Regions from separate parts of the Homo sapiens genome. Here region 2 is linked to region 1. Evidence: read pairs that join two places in POLR2A ChIA-PET (ENCODE). Cell type or tissue: OCI-LY7. All regions are shown on one strand. Each heading gives the region's core, and the rest is flanking DNA. Links, peaks and the distances in the headings are about the cores only.

Region 1 (16,696 bases), core at 5,551-10,550:
TGGTGGAAAAAAGTGTGGAGATGTTCATTAAATGTTTTTCATATGATGAAAAATCCAGAACAGTAAAAATTTAAAATAACATTTTGTGTATAAATGCTCCTACACAACTCAAATTCTTCTTAAACTCTTTCAGATCAACTTATTTTAAATTTCTCTAGTCAGAATAGTTAGCGTTACTGATTTAAATTAAACAGCCCCAAGTTGATAGAAATACATACCAAATTGATGGAAAACTAAAGGAGAACTGTGCATGAAAGAGAGGACGAAAAGGCCGGGCGCGGTGGTTCACACCTGTAATCCCAGCACTTTGGGAGGCCGAGGCGGGTGGGTCACCAGGTCAGGAGATTGAGACCATCCTAGCTAACACGGTAAAACCCTGTCTCTACTAAAAATACATAAAAATTAGATGGGTGTGGTGATGGGCACCTGTAATCCCAGCTACTTGGGAGGCTGAGGCAGCAGAATGATGTGAACCCGGGAGGTGGATCTTGCAGTCAGCCAAGATCGCACCACTGCACTACAGCCTGGGGGGCAGAGTGACATTCCGTCTCAAAAAAAAAAAAAAAAAAAAAAAAAAAAAAAAAAAAAAAGAGGACAAAAAATAATCTCAAAATATTTAATACCTATTTATACACAAAGCACTTAATTGCATTTTTCTCACCATAATGAAAATTACTTTCTTTAATTCATTAGACTATGTTGATAACTTATCAGATTATAAAATTTGATATGAAAACCATGCAATTTAACTTGTTTTTTTAAGACAGTATGTAATGGTGGCTAAAGGCTTTCTAGTCAAAAAGTACACATCTACATGGCAGTGTAACTCTATTGCCATGTACTCATTGTCTGACAGTTACTAAATTCTTGAGTTCCTCATCTATGAAGTCCAGGGCTGAAGAAGGATTAAAATAGACAAATAAAGGGTCTAGTGCAAATACTGTGAAATTAGTGTTAGTCTGCTTCTCCCTCATAATTATATCAAGTATTGTGATAATTACTGTCACTTGTACTGTTAACTTCTCTTCTAGTTTGCAATGTATTATAACTCTGATTTCTATCTTTCAGGTTCTTAATGTCCACCCCTCAGTTAGGTTAACTTTATTTAACAGACAGAATAGTTTAAAAAATTTTTTTGAAATACAACAAGCACCTAAAAACATTTTATGGTAATGGCTAATACTAGAATTTTGTTTTTTCTTCAGATTGCTAAAGATCTTAAAAAAGAGTGGCAAAAGGCAAACAGAAAGCAAGGTGAAAGATGGTTGTATAAATTTGATTGTTGCCAGATGGCCACTAGGGGGAGTCTAAAATCTGTAGCTCTGAAAGTGACTCACCTTTATTAGATCTGTGCTGTTATTCTTCTGCCATACTGAGGATAGATCTATACCAACCCATTCATATAATCCTATACAAATCTGCTAGAGTTTGTGCTGTAGGTTAGCCATAGAATGAATTAAAGGTAATTGACTCACTAGGGGATAAAACTCCATTAGTACCAAACTCTAGGGAAATGAACTGTTTAAAATATATATTGGAATTTCTTTAAAGGCTATGCAATAATGCATACAGGTTTAATGTAAAATTCCTAGCAAAACTTAGACTAATATGCATTAGCATTCAGTTTACAAATGTTTTCAACATACATTATTTCATTTTTATAGGTAAAATTTACAAATGGGGAAATTAGTTTGAATTTTTATCTGAGATGACAAAGTTGGTAAATATATGACCCAAACCCAAGACTGTGAACTCGTATCATGAAGTTCTGATATTATGATATGATAACAGTGGGACCAAATGGTTAAAATAAAGAACTGCTTGCAATGACAGTATCAATAATAGCCTCAAAAAACTATGTCTATTAGTGTTCATGCATTTACATATTAAACTATATATATTTTTATAAAGTACATATGTATAATGAAGATATTTATTTATATAGTTTTCTTTAATCCTTTTAGGAACGATGCTGGATTAAAATAAATGTTAGTGTGGTGTAATACAGATTAGAGCTTCTCAAACATTAATATGTATACAAATCATCCAGAGATCTTGTTAAAATGAAGATTCTGATTCAGGAAGTCTGGGATGAGGCCCAAGATCCTGCATTTTTAATAAGCTCCCAGGTAATACTGATGCAGATGTACCTTAGGCCATACTTTGAGAAACAAGGATATAGACAACATATTCACATCACCGTCCCGATTTAACTTCTAGAGGCACCCATATTTCTAAAATGTCATTTGTTACAGAATAGCAGTTTTCAAACTTTTTGGTTTCACACTCCTTTAATACTCTTAAAAAATTATTGAGAATATCAAAGAGTTTTGTTTATGTGAATAGTATCTATTTTTTTTATTCAAAAATATTTACTTGGGCCAGGCGTGATGGCTCACACCTGTAATCCCAGCACTTTGGGAGGCTGTGGCGGGCAGACCACTCAAGCTCAGGAGTTCGAGTCCAGCCTGGGAAACATGGCAAAACTGTGTCTCTACAAAAAATACAAAAATTAACGAACGTGGTGGCATGCGCCTGTAGTCCCAGCTACTTAGGAAGCTGAGATGGGAGGATTGCTTGAGCTCAGGCGGCAGAGGTTGTGGTGAGCTGAGATTGTGCCATTGAACTCCAGTCTGGAGGTGACAGAGCCAGACCCTGTCTCAAAAAAAAAAAAAAAAATTACTTGCCAAAGATTGAATATATTCAAGGTATACAACATGGTGATTTGAAATACGTCTACACTGTATAATGATTACCATAGTCAAAATTTTTTTTTTTTTTTGAGACAGTGTCTCGCTATTGGCCAGGCTGGAGTGCAGTGGTGCAATCTTGGCTCACTGCAACCTCCACCTCTTGGGTTCAGGCGATTCTCCTGCCTCAGCCTCCCGATTAGCTGGGACTACAGGTGCCCGCCACCACACCCAGCTAATTTTTTGTATTTTTAGTAGAGGCAGGGTTTCACCGTGTTAGCCAGGATGGTCTCGATCTCCTGACCTCATGATCCGCCCACCTCGGCCTCCCAAAGTGCTGGGATTACAGGTGTGAGCCACCGCACCTGGCTACCATAGTCGAATTATTTAACACATCATCCATTACCACTCAAGCTGTACATTAGATCCATAGAACTTGTTTATCTTATATCTGTCTATATTTCTTTTTTGGTTTGTTTTCAGACAGGGTCTCATTCTGCTGCCCAGGCTGGAGGACAGTGGTGCTATCATAGCTTACTGTAACTTCAAACTCCTGGGCTCAAGAGATCCTCCTGCCTCAGCCTTCTGAGTAGCTGGGACCACAGGCACATGCCACCATATGTGGCTAATTTTAAATTTTTTTGTAGAGATGGGGGTCTCACTGTGTTGCCCTGACTAGGCTTGAACTCTTAGGCTTAAGTGATTCTCTTGTTTCGGCCTCCCAGAGTGTTGGGATTACAGGCGTGAGCCATCACACCTGGCTTCTATCTACATTTCTCATAAAACGAGAAATTAAATGAAAGTGAGAAATTAAAACTGAGAAATCAAAAAAATATTAATTCATTAAAAACAGACCCTTTACATGGTTAACACAAAAAACATACTTTTATGAAAAATAGTTATGTTTTTCAAATTTTAAAAATTAGTAAGAAGAGACCAGCATTGTTTTACATTTTGCAAATCTCTTTAATGTCTGGTTTCATAAAAAGACAGCTGGATTCTCATATCTGCTTCTCTGCTCAATCTGTTGTGATAGTACGTGTTATGTAGCCTCTGGGAAACTCCATTATGCACTCATGAGAGACTGAAAGTGAAAAGGCAAATAATGCCTTAGAATTATGAAAATAGATTTGAGTTCAAGGAGCCTCTGAAAGGATCTATCTGAAATAATAGCTGTAATTTGCTATCTTTTTTGTTTGATCCCAGTTAAAAAAATACCAAGTTTCATTTGTTTTTTTTTTATTTTTATTCATTTATTTTTTTGAGACAAGGTCTTGCTTTGTTGCCCAGGCTGGAGTGCAACGGTATGATCTTGGCTCACTGAAGCCTTGACCGCTCAGGCTCAAGCGATCCTCCCACCTCAGACTCCTGAGCAGCTGGGACTACAGGCACATGCCACGATGCCTGCCTAATTTTGTTTATTTTTGGTAGAGGATAGGTTTCACCATGTTGCCCAGGCTGGTCTCAAAATCCTGGACTCAAGCAATCCTCCCATCTTGGCCTCCCAAATGCTGGGATTGCAGGCATGAGCTACTATGCCCAGCCTCATTTGTTTATTTTTCTAGCGTACTTATATTTAGCCCAGATGTAGAAGAACTGGTGAGATAAGTAATCCTTAATGTTTTCTTAGTCTTGAAAACCTTAAAAAATCTGATGAAAGCAATGGACTCACTCTCTCCCCACAAAAAACAGATATGAACACGATATTCTACATATCTTAGGGACTGGAGGAGTCATACATACCTATAATGTATCCACAGATTCCAGCTTAAGAATATCCTGACTATATGATTATATAACATCCCTTTCCAAGTTTATAGACCCAGATTAAATACACACAAAGTAATGAGACATATTTTAAAAAACATATCTCTTAATGCTTCCACATATCACTTCCCCCACAAAGTAAGAAAACTATGATCTATATGTGTGAAATTAAATTTGACTTGCTTAAGTAAATGATATAAACTTTTTGGGTAGTTGGGAATGGGGGAGAGGATAGGTAGCCTCTGAGCGATGAGTCCTATTTTAAGATAGGAAAAGAAAGTTATTAGTGTTAGAAATGGATTTCTAGGCTAAAAGGAATTATGGGTCCCATTAGTCACCCAGAAGGGCAATTTCTATGTAGATAGCTTGTCTGGATAAATAAATCCCTTCTCCAGCTTATAATCTGGGGAGAGTACAGACATACACTATTGTGTGTGTATGTGTAGTTACTGCTTCATATGAAGGACCGAACTAACTTTGTACACATTTTTTTTTATAGATGTATGTCTATGTTTGTATATTTACATAATGAAACCCCCTTTCAAATGAAATTTAACTTGGAACACTAATATAAGGATGAGAATAGAGATCTTGTTGAAACTAACGTGGGGGCCCTAGAGTCTTACCTACTACTCAGCACTAGGTACTATTACTACTCTAATCCCATCTCCCTCCATAAGCACTTCCATGGAGCCCCAAGGCTCTGCAGAATACCTATAGATTGAAAACTACATTCAATCTACTGATCTGATCTTGGAGGTAAGAAAGTTAATTCCATAAAGCACAAAATACTTATTATGATTATAGTCACTAAAAATTTCAGGTTCAAAGAAAATATTTAGGGACGTCTCTCTGTTCTTCAGCATCTCTAAGATCTTCTGCAAAGGCAAGAGCATGGAACTCCTCTGTCATAAGCTTGCAGTGCTATAGCAATGGGGAAATGAACATGAGGAATTTCTGTTTCCTGTGTTGGCTTACAACTGATTCCAAGTAAGAAAAAGGGAAAGCAAAAACAACAGTAGAAAAGATAAGCACCAGGATTTAGATCATCATGGCGGATGGGAGGCAGGATTAGATTGCAGCTCCAACTCGGACAAAGCAGCATGTTGGGGCTCGCACTATGAATTTTAGCTCCAGAACAACTGCAAGAACAAACCAGGAATCCCAAGAGGACCCACAGACCCTCTGAAGGAAGTGGACTGCTCCTGCAGGACCTGGGAGACACCCCAAATACTGTGTGGTATTCAGGGCCGAGACACCCATAAACGATTCACATCACAGGACTCTGTGCAGACAAACCCTGAATACCACCCCGGAGCCAGACAGACTGGCTGGATGGCTAGACCCAGAAGAGAGATAACAATCACTGCAGCTCGGCTCATAGGAAGCTACATCCATAGGAAAAGGGGGGAGAGTATCACATCAAGGGAACATCCTGTGGGACAAAAGAATCTGAACAACAGCCTTCAGCCCTAGACCTTGCCTCTCTGACAGAGCCTACCCAAATAAGAAGGAACCAGAAAACCAACTCTGGTAATATGACAAAACAAGGCTCTTTAACACCTCCAAAAAAAATCACACTAGCTCACCAGCAATGGATTCAAACCAATAAGAAATCCCTGATTTACCTGAAAAAGAATTCAGCGAGGCACCAGAGAAAAGCGAAGCCTGACGCAAGGAAATCCAAAAAACAATACGAGAAGTGAAGGGAGAAACATTCAAGGAAATAGCATAAAGAAAAACAATCAAAACTTCAGGAAACACTGGACACACTTACAAAAATGCAAAATGCTCTGGAAAGTCCCAGCAATAGAAATGAACAAATAGAAGAAAGAAATTCACAGCTTGAAGACAAGGTCTTCAAATTAACCCAATCCAACAAACACAAAGAAAAAAGAATAAGAAATTATGAACCAAGCATCCAAAAAGTCTGGGATTATGTTAAACAGCCAAACCTAAGAATAATCGGTGTTCCTGAGGAATAAGAGAAATCTAAAAGTTTGGAAAACATATTTGGGTGAATAATTGAGGAAACCTTCCCCGGCCTTGCTAGAGACCTAGGCATCTAAATACAAGAAGCATAAAGAGCATCTGGGAAATTCATCACAAAAAGATCATCACCTAGGCACACTGTCATCAGGTTATCTAAAGTTAAGACAAAGGAAAGAATCTTAAGAGTTGTGAGACAGAAGCACCAGGTAATCTATAAAGGAAAACCTATCCGATTAACAGCAGATTTCTTTGCAGAAACCCTACAAGCTAGAAGGGATTAGGGCCCTATCTTAAGCCTCCTCATGCAAAGCAATTATCAGCCAAGAATTTTGTACCCAGTGAAACTAAACATCATATATGAAGGAAAGATACAGTCTTTCTCAGACAAACAAATGCTGAGAGAATCTGCTACTACCAAACCACCATTACAAGAACTGCTAGGCTGGGCGCAGTGGCTCATGCCTGTAATCCTAGCCCTTTGGGAGGCTGAGGCGGGTGGATCACCTGAGGTCAGGAGTTTGAGACTAGCCTGGCCAACATGGTGAAACCCTGTCTCTACTAAAAATACAAAAATTAGCTGGACGTGGTGGTGGGTGCCTGTAATCCCAGCTACTCGGGAGGCTGAGGCAGGAGAATTGCTTGAACCTGGGGGGGCGGAGGGTGCAGTGAGACGAGATTGCACCACTTCACTCCAGCCTGGGCGAAAAAGCGAAACTCCGTCTCAAAAAAAAAAAAAAAAAAAAAAAAGAAAGAAAGAAAAAAACTGTGAAAAGGAGCTCTAAATCTTGAAACAAATCCTGGAAACACATCAAAAACAGAATCTCTTAAAAGCATAAATCATGAAGGACCTATAAAACAAAAACAATTTAAAAAGCAAAAACAAAAAAAACAAGGTACACAGGCAACAAATACCACAATGAATGCAATGGTACCTCAAATCTCAATACTAACATCGAATGTAAATGGCATAAATGTTCCACTTAAAAGATACAGAATAGCAGAATGGATAAGAACTCACCAACCATCTGCTGCCTTCAGGAGACTCACCTAACACATAAGGACTCACATAAACATCAAGTAAAGGAGTGGAAAAAGGCAGTTTGTGCAAATGGACACCAAGCAGGGGTAGCTATTTTTATATTAGACAAAAACAAACTTTAAAGCAAAAGCAGTTAAAAGAGACAAAGGACATTATATAATGATAAAAGGCCTTGTCCAACGAGAAATATCACAATCCTAAACATTTATGCACCTAACACTGGAGCTCCCAAATTTATAAAACAATTACTAATAGACCTAAGAAATGAGATAGACAGCAACACAATAATAGTGGAGGACTTCAATACTACACTGACAGCACTAGACAGGTCATCAAGACAGAAAGTCAACAAAGAAAAAATGGATTTAAACTATGCCTTGGAACAAATGAACTTAACAGATAATATACAGAGCATTTCATCCAACAACCGCAGATTACACATTCTATTCAACAGCACATGGAACTTTCTCCAAGATAGACCATGTGATAAGCCAGAAAACAAGCCTTAATAAATTTAAGAAAATTGAAATCATATCAAGCACTCTCTCAGGCCATAGTGGAATAAACTGGAAATCAACTCCAAAAGGAACCTTCAAAACCATGCCAATACATGGAAATTAAATAAGCTGCTCCTGAATGATCCTTGGATCAAAAATGAAATCAAGATGGAAATTTAAAAATTCTTCAAACTGAATGGCAATAATGACACAACCTATCAAAACCTCTGGGCTGCAGCAAAGGCAGTGCTAAAAGGAAAGGTCATAGTCCTAAATGCCTACATCAAAAAGACTGAAAGAACACAAACTGACATTCTAAGGTCACACCTCAAGGAACTAGAGAAACAAGAACAAACCAAACCGAAACCCAGCAGAAGAAAGGAAATAACCAAGATCAAAGCAGAACTAAATGTAATTGAAACAAAAACAAATACAAAAGATACATGAAACCAAAAGCTGGCTCTTTGAAAAGATAAATAAAATTGATAGACCGTTAGCAAGATTAACCAAGAAGAGAGAAAATCCAAATAACCTCATTAAGAAACAAAACGGGACATATTACAACTGACACCACTGAGACACAAAAGATCATTCAAGACTACTACAAACACCTTTACACAAGCTAGAAAACCTAGAAGAGATGGATAAATTCCTGGAAAAATACAACCCTCCTAGCTTAAATCAGGAAGAATTAGATACCCTGAACAGACCAATAATAAGCAGCAAGATTGAAATGGGAATTAAAAAATTACCAACAAAAGGCCGGGCGTGGTGCCTCACGCCTGTAATCCCAGCGCTTTGGGAGGCTGAGGTGGGCGGATCATGAGGTTAGGAGATCGAGACCATCCTGGCTAACACCGTGAAACCCTGTCTACTAAAAATACAAAAGATTAGCTGGGCATGGTGGTGGGCACCAGTAGTCCCAGCTACTCAGGAGGCTGAGGCAGAATGGCGTGAAGAGAGGTAGAGCTTGCAGTGCGCTGAGATCACGCCACTGCACTCCAGCCTGGGCGACAGAGTGAGACTCCGTCTCAAAAAAAACCAACGAAAAAAAGTCTGGGACCAGATGGATTCACAGCAGAATTCTACCAGACATTCAAAGAAGAATTGGTACCAATCCTTCTGACGCTATTCTATGAGATAAAGAGGGAACCCTCCCTAATTCATTCTATGAAGGCGACATCACCCTAATACCCAAATCAGGAAAGGACATAAGCAAAAAAGAAAACTACTGCCCGATATCCTTGATGAACATAGATGCTAAAATCCTTAACAAAATACTAGCTAACTGAATCCAACAACATATCAAAAAGATAATCCACCATGATTAAGTGGGTTTCATACCAGGGATGTAGGGACAGTTTAACATACATAAGTCAATAAGTGTGATATACCACATAAACAGAATTTTAAAACCAAAAATCACATGATCATCTCAATGGATGCAGAAAAAACATTCAACAAAATCCAGCATCCATTTATGATTAAAACTCTCAGCGAAAGTGGCATACAAGGGACATACCTCAATGTAATAAAAGCCATCTATGACAAACCCACAGCCAACATAACAATGAATGGAGAAAAGTTGAAAGCATTCCCTCTGAGAATTGGAACAAGACAAGGATGCCCACTCTCACCATTCTTCTTCAACATACTACTGGAAGTCCTAGACAATGCAATCAGACAAGAGAAAGAAAGAAAGGGCATCTAAATCAGTAAAGAGGAAGTCAAACTGTCACTGTTTGCTGACAATATGATTGTTTACCTCGAAAACCCTAAAGACTCCTCCAGAAAGCTGCTAGAACTGATAAAAGAATTCAGCCAAGTTTCTGGATACAAGATTAATGTACACAAATCAGTAGCTCTTCTATACACTAACAGCAACCAAGTGGAGAGTCAAATCAAGAATTTAACTCCTTTTACAACAGCTACAAAAACACACACACAAAAAAAAACCACACAAAAAAAACAAATTTAGGAAGATACCTAACCAAGGAGGCAAAAGACCTCTACAAGAAAAACTACAAAACATTGCTGAAAGAAATCATAGACAACACAATGAATGGAAACACATCCCATGCTCGTGGATAGGTAGAATCAATATTGTGAAAATGACCATGCTGCCAAAAGCAATCTACAAATTCAGTGCAATCCCTACCACCATCATTCTTCACAGAATTAGAAAAAACAATTTTAAAATGCATATGGAACCAAAACATGGCCTGCACAGCCAAAGCAAGACTAAGCAAAAAGAACAAACCTGGAGGCATCGCATTACCTGATTTCAAACTGTACTATAAGGCCATCGTCACCAAAACACCATGGTACTGGTATAAAAATAGGCACATAGGCCAATGGAACAGAATAGAGAACCCAGAAATAAACTCAAATACTTACAGCCAACTGATCTTTGACAAAGTGAACAATAGTGGGGAAAGGACACCCTTTTCAACAAATGGTGCTGGGATCATTGGCTAGCCACATGTAGGAGAATGAATCTTATATAAAAGCAACTCAAGATGGATTAAGGACTTAAATCTAAGACCTGAAACTATAAAAATTCTAGAAGATAACATTGGAAAAACCCTTCTAGACATTGGCGTACCCAAAAGCAAATGCAATAAAAACAAATAGCTGGGACTTAATTAAACTAAAGAGCTTTTGCATGGCCAAAGAACAGTCAGCAGAGTGAACAGACAACCCACAGAGTGGAAGAAAATCTTCACAATCTATACATCTGACAAAGGACTAACATCCAGAATCTACAACGAACTCAAACAAATCAGTAAGAAAAAAACAAGCAATCCCATCAAACAGTAGGCTAAGGACATAAATAGACAATTCTCAAATGGCCAAGAAAACACATGAAAAAATGCTCAACATCACTAATGACCAGGGAAATACAAATCAAAATCACAATGCGATACTACCTTCTTCCTGCAAGAATGGCCATAATCAAAAAATCAAAAACCAGTAGATGTTGGTGTGGATGCAGCAATCAGAGAACACTTCTACATTGCTGGTAGAAATGTGAACTAGTACAGCCACTATGGAAAACAGTGTGGAGATTCCTTAAAGAACTAAAAGTAGAACTACTATTTGATCCAGCAATCCCACTGCTGGGTATCTACTCAGAGGAAAATAAGTCATTATATGCAAAAGATACTTGCACACTCATGTTTATAGCAGCCCAGTTCACAATTGCAAAATCGTGGAACCAACCCAAATGTCCATCAATCAATGAGTGGATAAAGAAACTGTGGTATATATACACGATGAACTACTACTCAGCCATAAAAAGGAATGAATTAATGGCATTGCAGTCTCCTGGATGAGACTGGAGACTGTTATTCTAAGTGAAGTAACTCAGGAATGGAAAATCAAACACCATATGTTCTCAGTGATATGTGGGAGCTAAGCTATGAGGATGCAAAAGCATAAGAATGATACAATGGACTTTGGGGACTTGGGGGGAAGGGTGGGAGGGGGTGAGAGATAAAAGACTACAAATAGGGTGCAGTGTATACTGCTCGGGTGATGGGTGCAGCAAAATCTCACAAAGCACCACTGAAGAACTTACTCATGTAGCCAAATACCACCTGTACCCCAATAACCTATGGGAAAAAAAGGTAAGCACCAGAAATTATGGAAATAGTTTTAAAAAATTTTTGTGTCAATGTAGTATATGCAGAAAACAGGTTATATTTCCATGGACTATGTTTCCATAGGCAAGGACTATGTGCCATGGGTTTTATATTCCAAAAGGGTCCAGTCACAAGTCCTTTCCGAGGTCACTTTAAGTTCTAAGAAAGAGAGGGGAAGATGTCATTCTGAATACAAACTTCGCTGCTAATTTGGAAGTAATATGGTGACTATGAAGGTAGACAGAATTCAGATTGTTTAGGCTTGAATATGTTTCTGCCCCTAACTAGCTGGCTGTGTGATGATTTGCGGTAAGTTACTTAACTTTCCCAAGCTTCAGTTGTCTCCTTTAAAGGTTGGCATTAACAATAGCATTCACTTCATAGGGCTATTGTATTAAAAGATATAATGCCCACAAAGTTCCTAGCACAGTGCCTACTGTACAGCAAACACTCACTAATGTTATCTACTGGTATTACCCGTCTAAATAAGTAACAATGGCATTATTGTTCAACCTAAATTTTTGTTGCAGATTATCTTTAAAATAAATGACTGGAAAGAAAGAGTTTTAAAAATATTTTATATCTATATATTACTGATAATGTATCAGACAATGTTCTAGGCATGTTATGTATATTAACCTATTTGATCCTTACAAGAACCTTATTAGGCAGATATTACTTTCCCCATTTTGAGGCTCAGATAATTAAAGTGACTTGCCCAAGGCCACACAGCTATAATGGCAGGGTTGCAATTTGAATCCAGGCAGTCAGCTCCAGAGAATTATGCTTTTAATCATGATAACATACTGCAATAAGGTAAAGTATACTTATAATAGATTATAATAATAATAGCTACCACTTTGGAAATCCTAATATATGTTATGTATTCTACTAGAACATTTCTGTGCATTATCTCTAACTTTACAATGATCCCATATTGTGGGTACCATGATCCCACCTTACAAATGAGTAATTAGACTCACAGAAGTTAACTATCTTGCCCTAGGTCACATAGTTAATGAGAGCCAGAGCCTACATGAAACTCTGTTGTGTTCTCTGAAGCTTGAAATTGTTCCATTACAGTAAGTCCTCATTTAATGTTAGTGATAGGTTCTTGGATACTGTGACTTTAAGCAAAACTACTTATAGCAGATTCTCAAACAACATCATTATAACGTTGATGAGAAAAAAATTTGTTTCATTATACATCATTTTGCGTAAAGTTGCGGTGTCTAAGAATCCAACAACATTAAGTAAGGACTGTATACCACACTGCTTCTAAGTACAGATTTTGATGAAAGGCAAATAGCCCATGGGTTTTAGTTGTTTCAGATGACAGGCAAGAACCTGAAAAGGGGTGAACCTAAGACAATCTAAACACTATCATGCTATCACTTATTCATTCATTTAACCAACATTTGTTGAACACTTTCTATGAACTAAGCCCTAGCCAAGGATTTAATGATGAATAACACAAACAGGGTCTTTCTCTTAGAGCTAACAAATGAGTGCTTGAGAGAGTGGCTTAATAAAGGAACAGTGTGATAACTACTTCAAGGATTACTTAGAGTCTAGATATGAGTTAGAACTGCCAATCCTTTTCTGCCTCCCCATTCAATGCTAACTAGACAAAAAGACTAGTTAAGAATATTGCTGGCACACTACTCTTTCTTACATAGTTCTAGTTACTTACTAGGTATTCTTGTCCTCTCTTCGATGCAGAGAGACAGTGTTCTGGAGAAACTTCAAACCTAACCTCTCGTTTCTACTCTATAAAGATCAGAGGAAGACCTTAGGCTCTCAGGTATAGTTGGCTTGCATCTGAGCACCATGATAAAGAATTATACGCCAAACACCTTTCTAGTTGCTAAAGGATAGAAATTACTATAACATAGTCCCTGGTCTCAAGGAATTTATTTATTTATATTAACAACTATTCTACTGATCATGCAAAAATAAACAAAGAATAAACACAAGTCTCCTATATTATTCCCAGGGATATCCCAGAAATGGGCTAAGTTTTGTACCCAGTATTGGAACTTACTCTCTGAGAAGTTATTTTTCTTCAATGAGGCAAGTATTTAGCAAAGGACTTGACAGTAACTTAAAACTTTTCTCTAGTAATAGAGGATTAGCAGTGAAATCTGTTCTGGGATTTACAGAAGAACCAACCCCTGAGAGAATCTAATGTCCTTGTTTGGTAAATCTGGTCCTTGCCCTTGAGCCATAGGAAATCTACAGTGTGCATTTGTATTTCCTCTCTCACACTTACAGACTTTACTTTTACCTTTTGGAGACCAGGATTATCCTAGAGAAGCACTTCTGACATGATGGATATATAAAACTTGAATTCTGGAGAGCAAGTACTGAGGCTAGAAGAAATTTTCGTCTTCTGTTCATGTGTTCACACCGTGGTCTGCAAAACAAAATAGCCATTGGGATGACTGGCAAATCTTTCATTGCAGTGCATATTCTTTTCTTAGGAAAACCACTTAACCTCTACTGCAAAGCTAATAGATGTCATTTGTTTCACTTTCAAAGTGAAGGTGGTATCAATGTATTGGAAAATTAATTCTTTTTCTCCTTAAAATATTAATAGGAAGAAAATCACATTTAAAACAGAGTAGTTTAAGAAAATTCTTGTATCCTGTTTCTTAATAAATGCTCTATCCCAGTAATTCAGGAAAGATGTCATTTAGCTTCTTCACACCTTTACAAGAAGATACACAACTTGTGTCTGCCATCAATACAAAGGAAACTACCGGTTGAGCATCTTGAATCTGAAAGTCCAAAACCCAAAATCTGAAATGTTTTGAGTGCCACCATGATGGCACAAATCAAAATTCCACACATAAGTACTTAACACAAACTTTGTTTCATGCACTAAATTATTAAAAGTATTGTGGCCGGGCGTGGTGGCTCATGCCTGTAATCCCAGCACTTTGGGAGGCCGAGGCAGGCGGATCACCTGAGGTAGGGAGTTTGAGACCAGCCTGGCCAACATGGTGAAACCCCATCTCCACTAAATACAAAAAGTAGCTGAGCATGGTGGGGGGTGCCTGTAATCCCAGCTACTCAGGAGGCTGCGGCAGGAGAATTGCTTGAACCTAGGATGCGGAGGTTGCAGTGAGCCGAGATTGCACCATGGCACTTCAGCCTGGGCAACAAGAGCAAAACTCCATCTAAAAAAGAAAAAAAAAAGTATTGTATAAAATTACCTTCAGACTATGTGTATAAGATGTATATAAAACATAAACAAATTTTATGTTTAGACTTGGGTCCCATTCCTGCATCTCATTAATTATGTGCAAATATTCAAAAATCCAAAATTCACAAGACTTCTGGACCCAAACATTTCAGATAAGGTATATTCAATGTGTACATGAACTTACATGAATCTTTTAAAGAACCTAAATTGGTGGAAATTGTTCTTTTTTAGCTGAAATATCACTTTATTAGATTTCAGTGTGCTCATTTGATACATCTTGAAGAGAAAAAAAAGACTTCAGATTTTGTAAACAGAAAAAGCAAAATGTTACATGTCAAATGATAGCTCAAAGTGTTTTAATATCCTTGTATAAAACACATCAGGAAGGCCAAGTGTGGTGGCTTATGTCTGTAATCTCAGCACTTTCAGAGACTGAGGTGGGGGGATTGCTTGAGCCCAGGAGTTCAAGACCAGCCTGGGAAACACAGGGAGACACTGTCTCTACAAAAATATAAGAGAATTAGCTGAGTGTGGTGGCACGTACCTGTAATACCAGCTGCTTGGGAGGCTAAGGCAGGAGGATCAAGGCCATAGTGAGCTATGATGATGCCATGGCACTCCAGCCTGGGTGACAGAGCAAGACCCTATCTCCAAATAAACAAAATCAGAGAAGTCAAATAATAAAATACAGACACACCTCATTTTATTATGCTTCACTTTATTATGCTTCACAGATATTACATTTTTTTTACAAATTGAAGGTTTATAGCAACCCTGTCTCAAGCAAGTCCACTTTTTCAGTGGCATGTGCTCACCTTCCATCTCACATTTTGGTAATTCTCACAATATTTCAAAAGTTTTCATTTTTATTATATCTGATGGTGACTTGTGATCAGTGATGTTTGATGTTACTATTGTAATTGTTTTGGGGTGCCACAAACTGTACCTATATAAGATGAATTTAATCTATAAATGTGTGTCTGACTGCCCCACCATCTCTCTCCCTCTTGTTGGGTCTCCCTATTCTGAGACACAACAATATTGAAATTAGGCCAGTTATTAACCCTACAATGACCTCTAGGTGTTCAGGTGAAAGGAAGAGTCACATATCTCTCACTTTAAAATAAAAGACAGAAACAAAAATTAAGGTTAGTGAGGAAAGCATGTTGATAGCCGAGACAGACCAAAAGTTAGGTTTCTTGTGCTAAATAGCCAAGTTGTGAATGTAAAGGAAATGTTATTGAAGGAAATTAAAAGTGCTACTCCAGTGAACACATAAGTAAGAATGTAAAACAGCCTTTTTGTTGATATGGAGAAAATTTTAGTGGTCTGGATAGAAGATCAAACGAGCCACAACATTCCCTTAAATCGAAGCCTAATCCAGAGTAATACCCTAATGCTCTTCAATTCTATGAAGGCTGAGAGAGTTGAGGAAGCTGCAGAAAAAAATGCTTGAAGCTAGCAGAGGCTGGTTCTTGAAGTTTAGGAAAAGAAGCCACCTCCAAAACATAAAACATAACTTGCTGCAAGGTAAAGCAGCAAGCGCTGATGTAGAAGCTGCAGAAAGTTATCCAAAAGATCTAGTTAAGATAAGTAGATCTTAACTAGTTGATGATGGTGGCTACACTAAACAACAGATTTTAAATGTAGACACAACAGACTTATATGGGAGGAAAATGACATCTAGGACTTTCATAGCTAGAGAAGTCAGTGCCTGGCTTCAAGGCTTCAAAGAACAGGCTAACTCTCTTGTTAGGGGTGAATGCAGCTGGTGTCTTGATACTGACACCAGTGCTCATTTGCCATTCCAAAAATCCTGTGGCCCTTAAGGATTATGCTGAATCTACTCTGCTTGTGCT
Region 2 (16,696 bases), core at 7,853-12,852, 97 kb after region 1:
GCTGGGAAGCCCAAGATGAGGATGCTGGCAGGTTTGGTGTCTGGTGACGGCCCAGTCTCTGCTTTCAAGATGGCACCTTAAGGCAGCACCCTTACATGGCTGGAGGTGGAAGGGCAAGAAGCTCGTTTCCTCCAGTCCTTTTACAAGTATATTAGTTATCCATTTGCTTTTTTATGTTATCTTTCTCAGATTGTCAAAGCGATGATGATGATCATCATCATCATTACTATTATCATCATCATTGGAGAAGGGGGCATATTTTGTGAGAAAAGTAAGTGGGTAGGAATTAGAGCTCCATGTAAGAAACTTTTAGCTCAGTGTAAGAAAGGACTTTCAAGAAGAGCTATACAAAGGTAGAATGAGCTGTCTTGAGTAAAATTACTTAAGCTTTTTTGATTCTCAGTCTTATCCTTTGTGAAGTGAGAATAATAATACCACTCACCCCATAAAGTTGTTGTGATGCATTAAAAGAGTTAGCCCATCAAAGTACTTGGCCCAGATCTGGCAAATATCTATGCTCAAAAAATATTTGTTGAATGAATAAATGAAAGTACACTCTTCACCTTGCCCTTTATGTTCTAGCCACAGAACATAAAGGGAGTATATACCCAGGAATGGGATTGCTGGGTCAAATGGCTCTAGATCCTGGAGGAATTGCCACACTATCTTCCACAATGATTGAACTAATTTACACTCCCACCAACAGTGTAAAAATGTTCCTATTTCCTCACACCCTCTCCAGTATCTGTTGTTTCCTGACTTTTTAATAATCGCCATTCTAACTGGCATGAAATGGTCCCTGAATGTCCTTTCTCATCCTCTTTTTCCATTTTCCTTAAGATTCATACCTTCTCCAAGAAATATTCCATAAGGGAGGATAGGTTTCCACTTCCCCCTTACTTCTACTAGCACCTGTAAATACCGCTTATCACTCCATGTGGTAGTTACCTGTTTGCGTTTCTATCTGCCCCATGAGATTGTGAATTTATCACTGGCAGGGACTTCATCTTAATCATCTCTGTATCTTTAGCATCTGCTACAGTGACTGGCGCATAATGAATGCTCAGTAAATGTGCCGGTTGTTGATAAGGATGATGAATGAAATACACAGCTCAGGAAGGCTTCAGAAGCATGTGAAAATTTAAAGGCAAGACTGTGTAAAGATGCTGGTTTATCTTTTAGCAGTGGCAAGTCTACTTCTACAAAGAAATCTTTTTCTATAGTTTGGTAGGTATGAGAAATACAATGCAAAAATTAAGTAATTAAAAAATTCAAAATTCTCCTACTTTTCTGAAGAAACAGCACTCCCAAAGTAAAAGAACAGCCATAGGTGTGTCTGTTCTGTGTACTTCATGACCACTAGCTGTGAAACATTTCTGGTTGCTGAGTAAGAAGGTGTCCAAGCATAGACATGGGCAAAGACTTCATGACTAAAACACCAAAAGCAATGGCAACAAAAGCCAAAATTGACAAATGGGATCTAATTAAACTAAAGACTTCTGCACAGCAAAATAAATTATCATCAGAGTGAACAGGCAACCTACAGAATAGGAGAAAATTTTTGCAATCTGTCCATCTAACAAAGGGCTAATATCTAGAATCTACAAGGAACTTAAACAAATGTACAAGAGAAAAACAAATAACCCCATCAGAAAGTGGGCAAAGGATATGAACAGACACTTCTCAAAAGAAGATATTTATGCGGCCAACAAACTTATGAAAAAAAGCTCATCATCACTGATCATTAGAGAAATGCAACTCAAAACCACAATGAGACACCATTTCACGCCAGTTAGAATGGCGATTATTAAAAAGTCAGGAAACAACAGATACTGGAGAGGGTGTGGGGAAATAGGAAGATTTTTATACTGTTGGTGGGAGTGTAAATTAGTTCAACTATTGTGGAAGACTGTGGCAATTCCTCCAGGATCTAGAGCCATTTGACCCAGCAATCCCATTCCTAGGTATATATTCAAAGGATTAAAAATCATTCTAAAAAGACACATGCACATGTATGTTTATTGCAGCACTATTCACAATAGCAGAGACTTGGAACTAACCCAAATACCCATCAATGATTGACTAGATAAAGAAAATGTGACACATATACACCATGGAATACTATGTAGCCATAAAAAGGATGAGTTCATGTCCTTTGCATGGCCATGGATGAAGCTGGAAACCATCATTCTCAGCAAACTAACACAGGAACAGAAAATCAGACACCATATGTTCTCACTCATAAGTGTGAGTTGAACAATGAGAACACATGGACTCAGGGAGGGGAACATAACACACTGGGGCCTGTCGGGGGGTGAGGGTTGGGGAGGGATAGCATTAGGAGAAATACCTAATGTAGATGACAGGTTGATGCCTGCAGCAAACCACCATGACATGTGTATACCTATGTAACAAACTTGCACATTCTGCACATGTATCTCAGAACTTAAAGTATAATTAAAAAAAAAAAGAAAGTGTCCAAGGAGCCCTGTGGAAAGTATCTTAATCTTTGTTTCCAGGCCTCTCCTTAGGCTGCCTCACATGAATCCAAGTGTGATTGCTTTTCCGGTTGGGAAGTTTAATCTTTAACTGTTGGATTGGAGATTTTTCTGTTAAGGCTTTGAAGTCAGGTAGACCTTGATGCCATTTTTCTTCTTCCCTGAATTAGCTGCGTGGCCTTGGGCAAATTGCCAATTCATATTAGTTAGGAATAATAATGAGTACCTAACAGGGTTATTTCAAGGAACAAATTATTGTGGAAGTAAGCAACAGAGATTTTGTCTGTTTTGTTGACTGTGGAGTCCCGTGCCCAATCAGTGCCTGATATATAATAGGCAATCAGTAAACATTTGTTTACCTGTTAATAGTCTCATTACAGCAATTCTTTTTTTATTCCACAGTTGCTTTTTGGGGGGAGTTTTATTGTCTTTCCCAACTTGTAGGCATTATTTTACCAATAGTCATTTTCAGTTATTTTAGTATAAATCCAAAAGGGAGTCCCTGAGGAGCTGGTTAGTTTAACATAATTTCTCAGGCAAATTAATTGTTGCCAGTGACTAAGTGAAGCTCCCTGTTGGGGGAATTTTACCCAGGCATCTAGATCCTCTCATGAAAGCCAGGATTTTTTTTTTTTTTTTTTTTTTTTTTTGTAGATTTTCCAATGACTGGTTTAGCTTTCACATGTCTAGGACCAAGAAATTCAAGTCCATGTGCATCTTAGGTCTCTCAGCAACTCCAAACACTGTTGCTAAGCCACTAGGCTATTTCAGATGACCTTTTAAATCAAATGCAGTTTGCTTATTATGTGGCTGTTGGGATAGCTTCTTTGTTTTGCAAATAATGGAGAGTTTCCTATCTGGGTTGGGCTTGTCAATTTGGAATAATGATAAAGGCGATTTGTTAATTTAAGAGAATCCAACTCCTTATGTAGTTTACTTTAAAAGTTTACCTGGTAGTTGAAAACTAAGGCTTCTATTTTACATGAGTGTTCCTTTTTGTTTTTAACAAAACCAAAAAAGTACACTTCTGGAGTGTAGTTTTTTTTTTTTTTTTTTTTTTTTTTTTGAGATGGAGTCTTGCTCTGTCACCCAGGCTGGATTGCAGTGGCATGATCTGGGCTCACTGCAACCTCTGCCTCCCGGGTTCAAGCCATTCTCCTGCCTTAGCCTCCCAAGTAGCTGGGACTACATGCATGCCCCACCACGCCCGGCTAATTGTTGTATTTTTAGTAGAGGCAGGGTTTCACCATATTGGGCAGGCTGGTCTCGAACTCCTTACCTCAAGTGACCCATCCACCTCGGCCTCCCAAAGTGCTGGGATTATAGGTGTGAGCCACCGTGCCTGGCCAGCGCAGGCAATTTTAGATTGTATTACAAACACACATATACTTAATGTACCTAAATGTTTTTTTCTCATATAATTTGTACATTTACATTTTCATGATTCATTTACCTCTTGGTGGTGGTAATACTTATTATGCTTACAGAGTATGGTAATAACTATAATGACATCGCACATTTGTATAGTATTTATAGTTTATTTATTTTCACATATATTATTTGACTTGGGTCTCACAGTAGTTCTCTGAGAGAAGGGTACTATCTTTCTTAAAAAACATTTTTTTCTATAATCCAGTGAGAATTGAGGTTCACAGGGGTCAGTAACTTACCCAAAGTCATTCAGCTAGTAAAAATGTACAACGTAGATCTACTGAATTAATTCATTGTTCTTTCCACTATTAACACACAGCTGAAGGTTAATCTCTTTATATTTCTATTAATCATTTATATCAACTTTTCTTTCCCACGTAAAAAGTACCAAAGTGATTTACAACATGTTTATGAACTTGCATACGTGTATTTATAGATGTCTATGATGGGCATCCAGTATGAGGCCACAGACAACTAGACACTTTTTAAGTTCATTCAGTAAATTTTTTGGGCCTCCTTTTCTAAGCCAGGTCTGCTTCTAGGAACTTGGAGATGTAGAAATAAACAATATGGACAAAAATCTCGGCTCTCATGGAGTTCTAATTTGAGAGATAGGAAATGAAACAAGATAGAACTTATAAATATGTTAGAAGGATGTGAGTGACAAGGAGAAAAAAGTAAACCGGGGAAGGGGACTATAAAATGTCATAGGGAGGGAAAACAGTTGAAATTTTTTATTAGAGTGACCAGGGAAGACTTCATCAAGGGGTGACTTTTAAAAAATGATATAGAGGAAGTAAAGGAGCTAGCCATGAGGTTGGTGGGGTAAGAGGATTAACCAAAGGCAAAGGCCTTGAAAGAGCCCCAGCATGTTCTTCTTCACGTGGAGTAAGGTCAGTGTGGCTGGAGTGGAGTTAGTAAGTGAGAGAGTAATAGAAGGTGAAATCAGGGAGGGAGCAGAGGGCCTGAATCATGTAGAAACTTGTTGGTTCTAGTAAGGACTTAGGTTTTTACTGTGAATGAGATGGGAAAACTTGGAGCATTTTGAGAAAAGGAATGACATTATCTGGTTCAGGTTTTAACAGGATCAAGTTGCCTGCTCTATTGATATTAAATTGTAGGGAGACAAGAGTAGAGGCAGGAAGATCAGTTAAAAGGCTATTATAGTAACTCAGGCTAGAGATAATGGTGACTTGGATCAGGGTTGTGCAGTGGAGGTAATACAAAATGGTCAGATTATGGATATATTTGAAGATATAGATGACAGGATTTGTTGACAGATTGTGTGTTAAACAATGAGAAAATTAAAGAGTGAGACCAAAAAGATTAAAGAGTGACATCAAACTTTTTGGCCTGAACAATGGAAAGGATAGACTTCCCACTGACAGAGATTGGAGAAGATGGCAGGAGGAGCTGGTTGGCATTTGGGGAGCATCAGGAACTGCCAAGTGTCTAATTTGACTTCCATGTAAAAATGTCAAGTACACCATTGAACTTTGGTTCTGAAGTTTAGGGGAACAATCCTGGCTAGATACATTATTTGGTAGTCATCTGTATATAGGTTGTACTTATAGCTGAGAAATTTTTTGATGATTTTGCAAATTATGGGAATTATTTTCATGTATTTGATAATGTGGGCTTGAAGACTTTTTATTTCAGGCTTTGTAACCAATACCAGCAAAATGGAGTTTGCATTAAACAAATATCAGGACACACATAAAATGTTCTAGAAGTGATTTCAAGTGGTGGGTATAGATATGCCGAGAGGTACCATTCAAGGGGAAAGTGATCTAATACATGCCATGGGTGGAATACTCAGATCCAGGTATTTCAGTGACAGTTTTTTTCCTAAGGAATCTGTTTCAATGAGATTAGGTAGATGAGAGGCAGACCTGGGACTGGAACCAAAGTGTGTCTGATCCCAAAGCTTATGCTTTTCTTACTTTGCAGCACACAAGAGAGTGTAAGCTGTCGACTTCCAACAGCAGTCATGGTTCCGCTGAAATGCAACATAGTGTAAAATTAAGCATTGGACTAGGGTTTTTAGAACTGTGTTTGAATCTCAGATTTGCCAAATCAAATGATTTTGGCAAGCCTTTTAACCTCTTTGGGCATTAGTTTTCTCTTTTATAAAAGAATTGTAATTAAACCTACTTCATAGGGTTGTTACAATGAACAAATGTGAAAGGCTTTGTAAACACGAATGCAATCTATGCATAATATGTTATACTAGGGAAAAATTTGATTTAAATAGCATCAAGAATAAAATGCTTTGGAATAAATTTAACAAAAGAAGTGCAAGATATATACATTGGAAACAAAGACATTAAAAATTGCTTCCTTTAAATGGAAAGACATCTCATATTTATGTATTAGAAGAATTAATACTATTAAGATGACTATACTCCTCAAGTTGATCCACAGATTCAACGTGATCTCTGTCAAATTTCCAGCTGGACTTTTTTTTAAAAAAATAGAAATTGACAAACTGATCCTGAAATTCATATAGGAATATATGGGACCCAGAATAGCCAAAACAATCTTGAAAAGGAAGAACGAACTTGAAGAACTCACACTTCCTGATTTCAAACTTATTACAAAGCTACAGTCAATACAGTGTGATACTGGCATAAGGATAGACATATAGACAAGTGGAAGAGAATCGAGTGTCCAGAAGTCAAACCTTATATGTATGGCATATTGATTTTTAACAAAAGTGGCAAGACAATTCATTGAGAAAAGAATAGTTTTTTCAACAAATGATGCTGGGAAAACTGGAGATCCGCATGCAGAAGAATGAGGTTGGCTCCCTATTTCATACTATAACAAAAAAATCAACTCAGAATAGGTCAAAGGCTTAAATATAAGAGCTAAAATGATAAATCTCATAGAGGAAAACATAGGAACAAATCTTCATGACCGTGGGTTAGACACCAGTTTCTTGGATACCATACCATAAACATAAACAATGAGAAAAAATAGATAAATCGACTTCATGAAAATGAAAAACTTGTGCTGCAAATGATACTATCAAGAAAGTTAGAAGATAGTCTACAGGATGGGAGAAAATATTTGCAAGTCATATATTTGATAAGGGACTTGTATCTAGAATAGATAAGGCTTTGTAAACAATACCAGCAAAACGGAGTTTGCATTAAACAAATATTAGGACACCCATAAAAATGTTCTATAAGTAATTTCCAGTGGTATGTGGGTAAAGATATGCCAAGAGTGCCATGCAAGGGGAAAATGATCTAATGCTTGCAATGGGCTGAGTACTTAGATCCAGGTATTTCAGTGCCAGTTTTTTGCCTAAGGAATCTGTTTCCATGAGATTAGGCAGATGAGAGGCAGACCTGAAATTGGAACCAAAGTGTGTCTGATCCCAAAGCTCATGCTTTTGTTACTCTACAACACACAAGTTAAGAGAGTGTGAGCTCTCACTCAAAAATAGAAAGATATATAACCCTAGTTAAAAAATGAACAAAGATATGACTAGGCATTTTCCCAAAGAAGATATAAAAATGGCCAATCAGCACATAAGATGTTTAAATACCATCAGTCTCTTGGGAAATGCAAATTAAAACCACAGTGAAATACCATTTAATACTTACTAGCTTAGGATGTCTAAAATAGACAGATAATAATAAGTGTTGAAGATGTAGAGAAAGTGGAACCCTCAAATGTTGCTACTGGGAATATAAAATGGTGTAGTCCCTTTGGAAAGTAGTCTGGTAGCTAATTAATAGGTTGTTACTATATATCCTAGAAATTCCTAAGTATATGCCTAAGAGAAGTGAAATCATGCATCCACACAAAAACTTGTATGTGAATGTTCAAAGGAGCAGTACTCATTAGCCAAAAAGTGGAAACAATACAAACGTGCATCAAATGATGAAGAGATAAATAAAACATGATGTATCCATAAATGAAATATTATTTGGCAATAAAAAGGAACATGTACTGATTCATGCCACAACATGGGTGAAACTTGAAAACATTACGCTGAGTGAAAGAGACCAGTTACAAAAGACCGCCTACTATTTAATTCCATTTGTATGAAATGTCCAGAATAGGCAAATCTATAGATTCAGAAAATAGATTCATGGTTTCCTGAGGCTGAGAGCAAGGCAGGAAGATGGGGAGTGACTGCTAATGAGTATGGGTTTCTATTTGGGGTGACGAAAGTGTTCTAAAATGGATTGTGGTGCTGGTTGCACAACTCTGAGTATACTAAAAACCATCGAATTATGTGTTTTAGATGGACAAATTCTGTGGTAGATGAATTATATCTCAACAAAACTGTTCAGAAATATTATTAGGGATGCTGTCTGTGGTTGTATTGGATTTTTTACTCAGTGAAAGTAGATACTCAGTTTCAGTGACTGATTCTCTTTACATTATTCTGAATTGTGTTGTGTGAACCAGCTGAGACTAAAAACCTAGTAGCATTTCCTTAACTTTAAAGCTAATGTAAAATGAAGATTTTCGTGTAATGCCCAAATTTTCGGATTCCAGATCCTGGTGACATTTTTTAGATCTACCATCCTGTTTCCCAAAGTACTGTACTATATTAGATAAAAAATGCAGCCTTCTCCTTTCCTCCCTCCCTCCCTCCCTTTCTTCTTTCCTCCCTTTCCCCCTTCTTCCCTCCCTCGAGAAGACGGAGTTTCACCATGTTGCCCAGGCTTGTTTTGAACTCCTGGGCTTAAGCGATTCACCATCTTGGCCTCCCAAAGAGCAAAGATTACAGGCATGAGCCACTGCGCCTGGCATGTTATCTCCATTTTACAGATGAGGAAACTGAGTCAGGTAACTTGCATTATATAACTTTTGAATAATGAAATCAGGATTGAAATTCAGGTTTCTAAATTTCATATCCCAGTACAGTCTAGGTTGATTTGTGGGAACGCCTCCTTCAATTATCTCTGGTTCTTTTTTTGCACCTGGTTGCATGAATATTGCAAAACTCCAGTATGAAGTATCTATCCATATGATAAATTAGATCCTCAGATCAAATCCCCCAGGTTACAAGTTTATAATTTTAGGTGTTAAACATGTAATAGGTTTCTTCTAGCTTATCTGAGTGTTAACATGAAAAACTAACAACTTTATTTTTTCTTCTTTTTTTCACTTGCAGCAATGGTGAACTAGACCCCTGGTCAGGAGGTGGAGTAACTAAGGATATCACAGACACTCTGGTTGCAGTCACCATCTCAGAGGGGGCCCACCACTTAGATCTCCGCACCAAGAATGCCTTGGATCCTATGTCTGTGCTGTTAGCCCGCTCCTTGGAAGTTAGACATATGAAGAATTGGATCAGAGATTTCTATGACAGTGCGGGAAAGCAGCACTGAGAAACTTTTGATTGTTTTCAATTTCTTCTTTTATGTTCACACCACCACATTCCCATTCACTTTGATTTTCTACATGTAATTACCTTCTTTTGTTTATCATTAGATTTGATGGGGCCAAAGTTGAGATAGAATAGAGGGTGATGACGGTAAGAGCAAGTGTCCCATGAATGTGATTTCCTGGGTTCTCACTGTCTTTGCACCACGTCTAGGAAGAATCTTCTTGATAGCTCTCCCACACCATCAGTGGCCCTCATAACTGGAGTAGAGTTCCTGGTTGCTTTTCATAAGAGGGAGAGTTACTTTCTTTGTATCTCTGCAAGCAGAGATTTCTCTTTGGTTTTGAGGTTGAAGTGTCTTTGGCCCATTTGTAAGTCCCCATCCCTACCCTACACAAAGTAAAAGCAGAAGATAGATAAAAAATGATGTAATTGCAGCTGGTAGGATGTCTGGTGCCAATCCAGGAAGTGAGAGCCATTTCTTTTGTACCGGATTTAATGACTTTGAACTGTGCTGTAAATAAATAATACAGCTGGACCTTATACCTGTGTGTTGCTTCTGAAGCTCACTTCAACTCCGGCTGATGGAAATGCTGTGTGCACTGGGCTTAGCTGTTTTTGGAAAGTCCTTTAATTTTTTCTCTTCCACTTGGCAGCTTTTCTTAGTTCTGGGATGTTGGCCACTGTGGTACTGCCAGTAAGAAATCTGGCCTTTTTCTGCTCCATTTCTCTTTGTTTCTAAGGTCAGTTTTAATTTGTTTGAATTCTGCCAGTTTAGGAAAATGACTCTGTTTTGTCTTTTTAAATCTGAGCAAGCTTTATGCTGTAGTCACTAATTATATTTCAGTAAGAAGCCTTTAAAAATTGATGAATCAGCTATTCCAAAAGTAGAATATAGTAATATTCAGCTTTTAAATTTTTAAAATTTTATTTTCTGATAGTTGTTACTGCTGTCATTAAAACCAGAAGTGTTAGACACTAACAGGCAGGTGCACAAGAACTTTTCTGTATGACTTCCAAAAGACAAGCTGACTAATTCATGCAGGCAGCATATTTGACATTAATAAATGGCCAAGCCATTCCTATTTCCAAGGGGTTGGCTTCTTTCAAGCAGTTCTTACACTGAGACCTTTCTTCAGAGAGCTTTTCTAGGATAACAAATAGGGTTGGATCAAAACCTTTCAGGGACACAGAGAGACAGAGAGAGAGAGACTAACAGTTTCTACTCTGTTGAAAGATTTCTTCCTCCTTGTTTCTTTTCATTTTCTCTCAATAATTTTTTTTTCTTCACCCTGCCTTGGGAACATTTTCTGCTTTTAAAAAACTGTACCTTGAGCTTGATCATTTTTATGGCATTTTTTTTTTTTAAGGGCATATATAGAGTTCATTCTTGGGATGGAAAGCTGAAATATTTCCTTTACTTTCCCTGGCATCTGGGAGATACAGGAAAATCTTTGTCTTATTTTGGGAGCCTTCAGTTCTCATTGTAATGAGTTGTCTATCAAAGCATTTGGTAACTATTTTGTTTCAGCATCACAGAACAATCGATTTGGGTGGGAATTTAAGGGCCAAAACAATACTAGTTTTTATTCTTTGTCAACTAAGAAATTAAATAATGCAGGGTTTATGGGCTCAATAGAGGATATTCTTACAATTTATTTTACGATTTTAGGGTTTTTCCCTTGTGTAGAATCTTTAAAATACTTTGCCATTTTATTTGATGTTGATTATTTGGATGAGTTACATTATTCTGAAGAAACAAACTGCAAAAAATAGAATTTTTTGGCAAGCATAATTGTATCCTATTACTGTATGCATTTTAGGAATATAGATAGCAGCCTTAATTGAAGTGAGTATAATTATAATATGCTAAGGTTTAATTTTAACATGAAAAAGAATTGGAGTGTCAGATAAGCCTTATTATTTAAAGCATCCCTCTAATAAAACTGCACTTTTTACTGACAGGGAAAGAGAGACATGGAGACTTGAGTGCTTTCTATTTTTATTTTTTTCAGCTCCCAAGAGCTTAGAAAGAATTGGGTGCTTTTTATTTTCTGTTTTTGTTACTTTAACTGCCTGGAGTCAATGGGTAGAACTAAAGTAACTTAGGAGAACCTTCATAAGGAATCTGTAGCGCCAAGAGGTTATCCAGAGGAGCCAGTGTCTAAGCCAGCATAGTAGAGGGTGAAGGCCCCTGAGATATCCAGTTCAACTGCATCATTTTGTAAGGGATAGAATTGTAGCTTAGAGAGAAGGAACTTATCTACGGCCTCACAGCTCCTTTTTGGCAAAACTGGGGCAGAACTGGGGCTCCTTTTTGGCAAATTTTGTTTGCTTCATTTTACTGGTACAGTTTTATTTTTGTTTGGATTCAAGCAACAAAAGCCCACAAAACCAGCTTAAGGAAAAGAAATGTTTTGAAACTGCCAGATCAGCTCCAGGACTTGGGTTACCAGGAATCATGGGGAACTAGAACTAGGGTCTGGAAAGTCATTAAAAATCAGTACTGCTGTGTTCTGTTTCACTTTCAACAGAGGTGACCCATTGTCAGACTGTGGTTTGGATTTGTTCGTCAGATGTCTACAGTTCGATAGGCAGTCTAAAGCGTGCATCAGAATTACCCAAAAGGGCTTGTAAAAATGCTGATTGCTGAGCCCCATCCCAGAGTTTCTAACATGTCTTGGGGTGGATCTTGGGAAGGTGCATTTCTAACAAGTTCCCAGGTGATGCTGGAGCATCACACTTTTGAGAGCCCCTAGTTGAAAGAATCTGGAATTTGAATTTGAATTCAGTTATCTTACTTCTGTCATCCTGCCTGACTCATTTGAGTGTGGGAGCCCTGCCTAATGCTTCTCTTCCCATGACTGCTTTATTCTCCCTCTACAGACCAGCTTACTTTTCTCTACTCGCACAATGCCCATAATGACTTCTTAGAATGGTGTCCTCGACCCTCTGAGGGAGCAATACCTCACAAATGCACAACTCTCAGGTGGTTAGGAAAGAACAGGGCCATGAAAACATGGTTACAAAGGTGTACTTCTTAGGATTGGGGAAGCAGTTCAGGCAACTCAATCACACGACATCTATCACACAGTGTTTCTTGGAGCACAGGTATCCAACAAAATGCCAATAACTTGTGTAGTAGAAAGACTTATACCTATAGTTGAGCAAGTGTGGAAAATAATGGGACAAATGAAGTTAAATAGTTGCTTCGTTTATCTGTAAATAGTATGTGACTCTCCAAAATGGTGATTGAGAATACAACTTTTTTTTTGGAGACGGAGTCTCGCTCTGTTGCCCAGGCTGGAGTGCAGTGGCGCGATCTCGGCTCACTGCAAGCTCCGCCTCCCAGGTTCACGCCATTCTCCTGCCTCAGCCCCCGGAGTAGCTGGGACTACAGGTGCCCACCACCACACCCGGCTAATTTTTTTTTTTTTTTTTTTTTTTTTTTTTTTTTTAGTAGAGACGGGGTTTCACCGTGTTAGCAAGGATGATCTCGATTTCCTGACCTCGTGATCTGCCCGCCTCGGCCTCCCAAAGTGTTGGAATTACAGGCGTGAGCCACCGCGCCTGGCCAGCTTTTTCTATTCTTAACAGAGCATCTCCTAGGCATAAGGCATTGGTCTAAAACCTAAAAAATGCAATGGCGAAAAAGCAAACACAGCACCTAATTTAATAAGGTTTGTGTTCTGCTGGGAGAAAGACACGAAATGTCAAGTTATACAATGAATTGGTACAATTATAAATGTTACGAAGAGTTGAGCTTATTAGGACATTAATTGCAATCTAATAGGAAAATAGAGATTAATTGCTAAATGTTCTAATCTAATGGCCCCAACTCTTCATAACACTAAATGTTAAATGTTTAGCATTTAGACAATGTAAGGTAGTCTGGGGGAATAGCAGTGCCTTTTTGAGATGTTACATTTTAGCTGTGATCTAAACGATGAATGGGAACTATACTAGGAAGAGGAGTGGAGTAAATGACACATGCAAAAGCCCTGAGTGTAGCATATTCAAGGAACTGAAAGAAGGCCCCTGCAATGGGAAGGCAAACAACCACAGAGAATGTGACATAAGGTGAATATGGAGACATGGGCAGGGGGAATGCTCATTCAAGTAGAATTATGCGGATGAAAAACCTTTGATGGGCTTTAATCGGGGGAGTGACACGAACAGATTTTCATTTAAAAGGACTACTCTGGCTATAGAGTAGAGTAGGCATTGTAGGGGACAAGCAAGTAAGGTAGGAGACCCCAGTCACAGTTGTCAAGTTAAGAGAAGAAGGTAGGTTTGACTAGAGTGGTAGAGATGGAGATGAGGAGAAGTGGGAAAATTGGAGAAAGATTTAGTAAGGAAAGTCAATGGAATTTGACTCAGTGTGTGCTGGAGAGTCATGGTGAGTAGATGGCAATCAGAGCATGAGCTCAAGGAGCTAGTGTTTGAGAAACATACTTCAGGAGCTATAGTGTACTGTCTTTAACCTGATACTTTTTAAAGAAATACCCAAACATCCTAATTCCTCTGCATAGGACTCCACTGATCCAAGACACCACTTGAGCCCCACTACAGCCTTTCCTTAAATTACCTCTCTGGACTCATTTCCCATTTTTACTGCCACCCTTCACTTTCCTAATAACCCTGCACTTCAGGTATACCAAACTTCTCATAATTCTGAAATACTGCTCTTCTGTCTAAAATTCCTTTCTCAGCACCAACCTCCAATATTTTTTTTACTGGTAAACTGCTGTGCATCATTTAAAGCCTGGAACAATTTGACTACCTTCCCTCTGAAGTCTCTCCCAGCTTTCCTAAAGGAAGTAATTCCTTGTCTGTGCTCTCACAGAACCAGGCTTACACTTAGTGTGTCTGCTAGAATGTAAACTCCACCAAGGTGGGGATTGTCTGTCTTCTTTTCTAGCACTGTAAACAGTACCTGACCACCTCTAAGTTGGTATACATATCCTAAGTTATAATATTTTGCTTAGTGTTCTCATCCTGTTTTTAGGAAAACCAAGCTCTCTGAAGACAAGGACTATATCTTATTCCTTCTAATGATCAGCAATCTAGCACAGGTCCTGGCAGGCAGGACACAGTAGGCCCTCCATACATTTATATTTAATGAATACATTTTAGGGCAGAAAGATCAGGATTTCTATTGATCTCTTTCTATAGCCATGTACCTTTCGGAGCTCTGATGTGCCCATGTAACCTTGTGCCCTTGGCTTCCCTGGATTTTGGAAAGGGGATCTCCAGTACTCAGTACCTCTGAAACTTGGACTTTCTGATTTACCCTCACTTGAACTGCATGTGCCGGGCTCCCTCTTCCACTCTATCAGGCTGGAACTCTCTGTCAAGGTAGTTGAATGTAATTTTGCCTTGATGTTAGGTGGGAACAGAACATTGAACACAGCCATTCAAGGAGTCAAAGAATGGGTTGGGGCTGGGTGTGGTAGCGTACACCTATAACCCCAGCACTTTGGAAGGCCAAGGCAGGAGGATCACTTGAGCCCAGGAGTTCCAAACCAGCCTGGGCCATATCATGTATTGCCTTGCAAAAAATTTCTTTAAAAAAATTAGTTGAGCATGGTGGTGCATGCCTGTAGTCCCAGCTACCCAAGAGGCTGAAGTGGGAGGATCACTTGAACCTGGGAGGTCAAGGCTGCTGTGGCCCATGATCATGCCACTGCACTCCAGCCCGGGCAACAGAGAGAGACCCTGTCTTAAAAAAAAAAAAAAAAGAAAAAAAAAGGGATGTGGTGGGGTGTGGGGTTGGTGCCAATAAACTTTGCTATCTTTAGTAATGGGAATGGAAAGATAGAATCTTCCAACAGCAGACCTGGAAAGCAATCTTGGGATCATTTATCTCTTTGTGTTTGTTTAATGTGGCTAACATCTTTAACAAGAAACTCAAATGTGAAAGTTACTTGCCTAAGGTTGAGGTATTGCTTCTCACAAGAGGTCATTAGCTGTGGGGTTCTGCCTGCAGACCCTGGCCTAAAGGACAGATGAATAAAACGTACACTGACACACAGATATTCTGTTTTGCCAGTCCTGCTGAGTGCCCGACTGCCTGCACACCAAGAGAGGTTTGTTACTGTGGCCGGCCCTGAGCAGCTCGCACTTCAGGCATTTATTTAGTATACAATTAACAACAGAAGCTTTGAGTCCACACACTTGTGGATAATTAACGTGGTTAACAGAGTAGTTCCACGAATGATTAAAGCTCAGGTACTGCGGTTTAAAATAAATACCATTAGGGGGCAATATTCCTGGTAGACCTCCACACCGCCTTGGAGAGGGCCATCTGGTTCAAAGGTTAGTTAATGGAGGTAAGGTAAACAGACTTAAATGGGGAAGCCTCTATTGTCCCTACTATTTACCCTATGACCTAATGCTGTAAGGTAAGAACTGGCTGCCTTCAGCCTGTTCAACTATTAGAAGCTATGTAACCTTTCGGCCTTCCAAAAAGGTTCGTGACTATTCCCTATAACTTTCCCTAATATTTCCCTTTAATATTTCTGCCACCATCCTGAGTGAATCCCAACACAAAGTCATACAGCTCAACATGTTTATTAGTTATTCATGTATTTTTGTCACACTTTGTTCTGAAAGGATTTCAGATGATCTAAAGATACACACTGAGGCTGAGCGTGGTGGCTCATGCCTGTAATCCCAGCACTTTGGGAGGCTGAGGCTGGAGGATCACGAGGTCAGGAGATCGAGACCATTCTGGCTAACATGGTGAAGCCTCATCTCTACTAAAAATACAAAAAATTAACCAGGCATGGTGGCACGCGCCTGTAGTCCCAGCTACTCAGGAGGCTGAGGCAGGAGAATTGCTTGAACCTCGGAGGCAGAGGTTGCAGTGAGCCGAGATCACGCCACTGCACTCCAGCCTCGGTGACAGAGCAAGACTCCATCTCAAAACACACACACACACACACACACACACACACACACACACAAAACAGATATACACTGAACACAGCACAAGTGGGACATAAGAGATTTAAAAGGGTTAGAGATGTAAAATGGATCTAGGAATGGAAACCATAAGGCGGGATTTATCAACTGGATTCTGCAGAATGCTGTTAAGGCCAGATGTTAGCAGGTGTTACATAAAAAAGGGATACCATGAGCAAAAGTATTTGAACATGGGCAATGGTTGAAACAAGTTTAAACAGATTATCTTTATTACCAAATCTCTCAAACCTTTAATATGCTATAAACATTGTGAAACAATAAAAAAACTTTCCAAAACTAAGGTTTTTTTCCCCAAAACTTATTTGATCCAGAACCCTTTTTCATGTAACATTTCACTCATTGTGAATTAACAAGAATGTGACATTTCTCAAATTTATTTGATCTGAAACTCTTTAAATGCAACATTTGAGAAACTAGTGCTCTGCTG

The links. ChIA-PET counts read pairs that join two places held together with the same protein. Peaks named below come from ENCODE experiments on the same cell type or tissue, not always from the same donor. Only the 100,000 strongest peaks of a DNase experiment are listed, where the experiment ranks them.
Region 2: POLR2A ChIA-PET joins it to region 1 with 15 read pairs; 2 of 35 experiments call an interaction of 5 or more read pairs at or near these places.

The regions. Positions count from the first base shown.
Region 1 is chr11:82,912,072-82,928,767 of GRCh38, reverse strand. It overlaps DDIAS (DNA damage induced apoptosis suppressor), which reads right to left. Exons shown (of 6, transcript NM_145018.4): 2 at 15,382-15,481; 3 at 13,917-14,045. The coding sequence starts at 14,029. Among named protein-coding and RNA genes, the nearest start is that of DDIAS, 19 kb to the right of the region's middle. RefSeq lists a silencer at 3,741-3,790. In OCI-LY7, for the core only: no CTCF peak of the experiment used is centred there; a DNase peak (open chromatin) is centred at 8,337; H3K4me3 peaks cover 935 bases; H3K27ac peaks cover 2,952 bases.
Region 2 is chr11:82,817,496-82,834,191 of GRCh38, reverse strand. PRCP (prolylcarboxypeptidase) reads left to right here. Exons shown (of 9, transcript NM_005040.4): 9 at 9,070-11,256. The coding sequence ends at 9,286. It overlaps LINC02734 (long intergenic non-protein coding RNA 2734), which reads right to left. Exons shown (of 3, transcript NR_183631.1): 3 at 16,451-16,696. Among named protein-coding and RNA genes, the nearest start is that of LINC02734, 44 kb to the right of the region's middle. In OCI-LY7, for the core only: no CTCF peak of the experiment used is centred there; a DNase peak (open chromatin) is centred at 9,771.